Linked DNA regions of Mus musculus: region 2 is linked to region 1. The links are chromatin contacts, found by Hi-C or POLR2A ChIA-PET in ENCODE. All regions are on one chromosome and are shown on one strand. Each heading gives the region's core, a stretch centred on a gene start or an enhancer-like site at or near the end of the contact. The rest is flanking DNA. Distances are from core to core; before and after follow the strand shown. Region 1 overlaps Casp7 (caspase 7). Region 2 holds the start of Nhlrc2 (NHL repeat containing 2).

Region 1 (2,648 bases), core at 104-2,603:
CAGGTCCTCGGTGGTGAGGTTGCAGGCCCAGCTCGGAGCACAGTGTGCCCAACCATTCGTCAACCATAGGTCAACCCATACATCCACCATCCATCAAATGTCACTCACAGCTGCAGACGGAGCGGTTCAGGACTGGAGATGGTGAGCCCTTCTGGGTCCTACAGTCATCCACACACATTACTGTCTTCCACACTGCCTGTCTGTGGTATTTGAAGACAATTCTCCGCACCGTTTCCTCCCCTGAATGATTTTTCCTGAAGTCTTCTGATGATTTTTATTGTTGTCGGTCTGTCTCCGCCTCCTGTTTTGGTCAGGGGAAAGGAAGGAAAGAGACACGGGAAGGTTAGTTAATGTTTGGAGAAAGGAATTTGCTCTTCTCTTTTAACTCTTGGAATGTACGTCGCTTCTCTGCATCTGTCCTTCACACACTGTGAGAAGAGCTCTGTTAACAGTAGAGGATGGCAGGTAACCACAGGGACACTGTGGCCACCACCTGACTGTCACCTGCTTCCCCTTTCAGTGCCTGTAACACTCGTCGAGCCCTGGGGCAGCCATCAAGCAGTTTGCGTCCCGTGCCTTGGGTCCTTTCATGCACACTTTTTTCCCAGTTGCATTTGGAAGGTTGAAACTGGGAAATGTGATCACTTCTGGAAAGTGATTTCTTTATGCAAAACCCCCCTGGCAACCGGTCTTCCCCGAAGATGAAAGGACTTTGTAAACCCTGTCTGCTCATCCTAACCCTAGCCTAACTACCTTTGGAAGAAAGCCAACCTCATGAGCCTGGATGGACTGGCAGATTCCCCAGGAGCAATCGTCTTAGTTTTGCTCACTTACAAACCAATGTTGCTCGAAGCCTGGCACTGGGGTCAACCAACTGTCCATGTGTGTGAACATGCTTGGGGTAGCATTCTCACTTAGTCCATTCACAGAGCTCTGCCACACTATTCTGTGAACACTCTGCTGATGACCGTTCATTCGGCCACCCACCTGCTGCTCATTGTTCTTGAAGATAGCCTTCTGGCTTCGTGTGTGTGTGTGTGTGTGTGTGTGTGTGTGTGTGTGTGTGTGTGTGAAGTCTGGTCCTCCAACACAGACCCCGTGGTCACTTCCCCTCTGGATCTAGTACTTATCACTCTGTCCACAGGGAGCTGTCCCTGGGATGTGGGGGCCTCAGTGTGGAGGCTGGTCATTTCTGCCTGTCAGCAGGGAAGCCAGAGGCCAGTGTGACCTTCCCAGCCCCAGCCTGAATGTCCTATGGAAAACTCCAGCGGGCAGCTCACTGCTGATTCAGGCCTGGGCCTTCAGGGCTGCCTTCTGTGCCAGCCTCCCGTCGCCAGCTGAGCGCCAACCATGTTGAGTTTTTACTACTACCGAGAAGAAGGCAACTCACTCCCTGTGGTCTCGGGAGGAAGCCTGGTCTTACAGAGGGGACTGCTTCCAGACGGGGACACCAGGTACCTCCCTCTCTGCTCTCCCCGTCCAGCACCCTGGTCCGCCTTTGCTGTGGTATGAAAAGACTGTGGGAAAGCCCCTCTGCTGGAATGTTCAAACCCTGACTGAACCATCCCCAAAATATTTAGACAAAGCAGCTACAAAAGCCAGAGCCCGGTTCCAAACGCAGCAGCAGCAGCAGCAGCAGGGAGCTGTGTGCCCGCTGATGTGTTTACTGTGTGCTGAGCAATGTCTGCAGGACAGGCTACTGGGAATCCTATTCAGGGAAACACTTCAGAAAATAAATAGGCACGGGTTTGTGTGCTTATATTCCCTTCCAAATGTAGAAAGGGATAATTCACATTTCGAGCAGCTCAGGGGATCTGTAAGAGGATAAAAACCTGTATTTATCTACTCCAGTGATGGAGAAAATTATACTGGCACCCAGAGTGGATTGTAGAAGTCCACTGTGCTCTCTGAGCTTTCTCTCTCCCTAATCAAGTAGGCAGGATAGCTTTTGGATCCCACCGTGTTGTCTGGTAACAGTTGCTGGAGCTTCTTCATACAGCCCCTTTTATAGAAATAGCCTGCGGGGTTTTCTTTGTCATCTTTCTCCTCCTCTTCTTCCTCTCCCCCCTCCTCCTCTTCCTCTTCTTCTTTAAACTCAAAAAAAATGACTCAGTTGGCCTCATGCTGAAATCGGAGACTGCAAGAAATGGCTTTCTGCCCAAGAAGCTAGGATAATCCAAATCCTTCCTAGTAATCGATGCTGGTGTTATCTATGTTCCTGGAAGAGTTCTGTGGCTGTCTGGCCTATGAAGAAAGTGGTCCTTGGCTATGTCAATGGAAAACCAGCACTCAGGAAGGATGGATACACAGCTGCTCCGCCTGTCCCCACCCCCTCACCCCCAGTGTGACTTGTTTCTCCCTTGGTGTCAGCGACTTCAAAGGTCGATCTATAGGATGTCATCGCCATCATTGGTTGCAATCTCTCGCTTGTGTGGCCCTAAGTACAGTGATTTAGTGGCCAGATTTTTTTTTTTTAATCTGTAGCCAATTGTGGAACACTCAAGCTTTTAAGAGGATTTAGAACTTTTAATTCACTAGTCTGATTTATCCTGGATTTTGTACTTAAATATGACAGCCGCCAAACAAGAGTCCCATGTTTCCTTAGAAAGTCTTCTGTGTGTAAAAAAAAAAGGCCGAGGAACAGCTAG
Region 2 (2,648 bases), core at 44-2,543, 120 kb after region 1:
TTTTCCATCTGTTGATTTTTCAACAGATTCTGAAATATTTTCAGAACAATTATTTGGATGTACGGGTTTGGGCTTTCTTTTAGATTTATATTCCCAGATTTCTTCTTCCCAAAACGTGTCTTCTAACATGGCCAAATGATTTTTGTGAGTACAGCACCAGTCTTTGGTGAATTCAGAGTCCATTTCTTGTAACAAGTTTTTAATAGGAAAAAAAAAGTAGCCAAAAGCCAACTAACTTGGTTGGAACTGAAAGCTTTGGTGATATTGGCACACAACCCACTTAGTACCTGTGAACACCTGCTGTTCCATTTTATACCATAATAAAATTAAGAGAACTCACTACAGGGTAACATCTATACGGTTTTCTTTACATTGTGACACTATTTCATTCAGGTTTTTTTTTAACTTCTCAGAACTTGATTTATAAAAATAAGAATCAAGAATGTCTTGAATGTCAAGCACTGACGGTAAGTACCAGGCTCAATGACTTTAACTGAAAACAGTCTCCATATAATGGTTAGAAAGCTATTCTGGCTCTCGTTCATGTGGACAAGTGTCCATTTACAAGTCCAGTCACAGTCCCTAGTCTACTTAGTGTGAGACTAGTCCATAGACTAGACCATAATCAAAGAGGTGTTGGTTACAACCGACAGCTGCCCTTATTCGTGACTCATGGGTCCAACCAGTTTCAGCTTCCTGGGTCAGTCCATTTCTTCCTCCATCCTAGGATCAAACCCTGCACAGTGAACAAAGTTCAAACATGTGAGACTGTACTCCACACCATAGGGGCTGTCTGCCCTGAAATCAATCAGCCACTTCTGCAGACCTCCAGAGAGGTCAGGTACCAGAAAATTCCTACAGGCTCCCGCTCTTTGCCTTTGGATCTGGGGTGGGGGGAAGATCAATGAAGGAGCCCTACATTATTCCCAGGTTAAATAATGCCAACATCCCAATGAGCCCTTGTGCAGCTCGCCCCGTTCCTCCCGGTAGTCCCTCGTGGGCACACCTGGCCTGGCAGCAGGGGGACCCCGCTGCAGCTGCCTCCTCTCTGCGCCAGCTCGCGGGACATTCCATTCGCGCCCGCACTTTCAGCACACCCAGAGTCACAGGACACTTTTGTTGTTGTCAACACAAAACCACCGGCCTCACTGCCTACATTAAAAAAAAAAAAAAAAAAAAAAAAAAAAAAAAAAAGAGTCTCCTCCGAGGGTTGCTTTACCTTCTTTACCTTTCGAGTCTTTCTTGGCGGGAACGCTGTCCCACTGTCACTGCCGTGCCGAATCGGCTGATCTCAGTTTAAGAGTGGGACACACAAATGGGCAGGCTTTTCTTAAGTCGGCTCTTTTAAACGTGTACATGGTTATTTGAATTTTATTTGTCTTGGAATTCCCTGCCGGGCTTCAAAGGCAATGGGTTCCCAGCTCCTCTGGAGCGCGACCCTAGCAGCCTTCCCCGTGTCGAATCTGGCGCTCTGAACGTCCAGGCTTCGCGGCGGCCCGGAACCTGGAAGGGGCGGGGTGGGCAACTCTGGAGTTTAATTACGCGCCAGGGAAGCACGGCCCTTTGGACTTTGGCGTCCGGAGGAAGGCTTATTGGAGGCGGAAGCGTGTGTGGCGCAGGGCCGGGCTGGCCAGGCCCCGCTCTGAGTCAAGAGGGCGGCGCACGCTGGTCCGACCCGCGCCCTCGGCCCCGGAGCCCTCGGGAGCTCGCGCAACATGGCGGCTCCCGGAGCGCGCGGCGCGAGCCTCTCGGGCCTGCTGCCCGCGCAGACCTCGCTCGAGTACGCCCTGCTGGACGCCGTCACCCAGCAAGAGAAGGATGAGTTGGTCTACCAGTATCTGCAGAAGGTGGACGGCTGGGAGCAGGACCTAGCGGTGCCCGAGTTTCCGGAAGGTGAGGGGCTGGCGTCGGGGTGGGGGCCGCTCCCGGGTCCTCCCCTTCCTCGGTGGCTCCCTCCCGCCAGCAGATCGGTGCCCTGCGGTCCTCCCACAGCCCCCGAGGTGCTCCAGGGGAGCAGCGACACACGGAGGGGGTTCTGCTGGGCGGGGACCAGTGTTTGCATCTCTGTCTGGAATCCTGCGTGACCTGACGTCAGTAGCCTCAAGGCTCCATGGGTGTATATTGATCACTTTTTAATGTGCCACAGACGGTTTGAAGCACTTGAGAGCTCCTACTTACCTGGTACAACCCACCGAGACCCTCTTACTAGTCTTGTTTTACAGTTAAGGAAACTGAGGCACAGGGAAGGCTAGGAAACCTGCCCGTCTAATAACCACTAGAGTTGGACTACATTCTACAGGCATAGCATCTGATGGTTTTCTAGTCCAACCGCGTTTCCACGTTCAAAGTGGTGAACCTATTGATCTTTAAAATCTGGAATCAATTTTAGCTTAGTACTCAGGTTTGAATCCTAGTAGTGGGAACTGTTGGGACATAGGGAAACGATACTCCCGGTAGTACAGTTTAAACAAAACGCTCCCTTACCTTCTTTGGTTGGGAGTGTCATTGTTTAGCCTGCCGTGTTGGCATGTGTCCTGGCGTGTGACACTGAAACCACATGCATAGTTAATTTGTTACCTGTGGTAGGGTTCAGGTATCTTCCGGAAGGATCTATCTGTTCCTCCTTCATCCCACAACAGTCTTGGATA

What was found. Hi-C counts contacts between places; a loop is a spot of excess contacts on that map. ChIA-PET counts read pairs that join two places held with the same protein, here RNA polymerase II (POLR2A).
Region 2: POLR2A ChIA-PET joins it to region 1 with 126 read pairs in Patski. The contact joins the promoter of Nhlrc2 here to the enhancer-like site in region 1. A Hi-C loop is called at or near these places in 3 of 37 maps with a recorded cell type or tissue (T-helper 17 cell, gastrocnemius and left cerebral cortex). POLR2A ChIA-PET finds 5 or more read pairs at or near these places in 2 of 5 experiments (Patski and embryonic stem cell).

The regions. Positions count from the first base shown.
Region 1 is chr19:56,424,411-56,427,058 of GRCm38, forward strand. The region is part of intron 2 of Casp7 (caspase 7); the gene reads left to right. Among named protein-coding and RNA genes, the nearest start is that of Casp7, 29 kb to the left of the region's middle. Within about 2 kb of position 1,354, at least 2 of the 3 ENCODE cell types and tissues checked have a DNase peak (open chromatin) inside an H3K27ac peak, as active enhancers do; they include gastrocnemius, where a contact is called at or near this core.
Region 2 is chr19:56,546,968-56,549,615 of GRCm38, forward strand. It overlaps Nhlrc2 (NHL repeat containing 2), which reads left to right and starts at 1,294. Exons shown (of 11, transcript NM_025811.3): 1 at 1,294-1,893. The coding sequence starts at 1,716. It overlaps Dclre1a (DNA cross-link repair 1A), which reads right to left and starts at 1,155. Exons shown (of 10, transcript NM_001360437.1): 1 at 1,007-1,155; 2 at 1-736. The coding sequence starts at 183.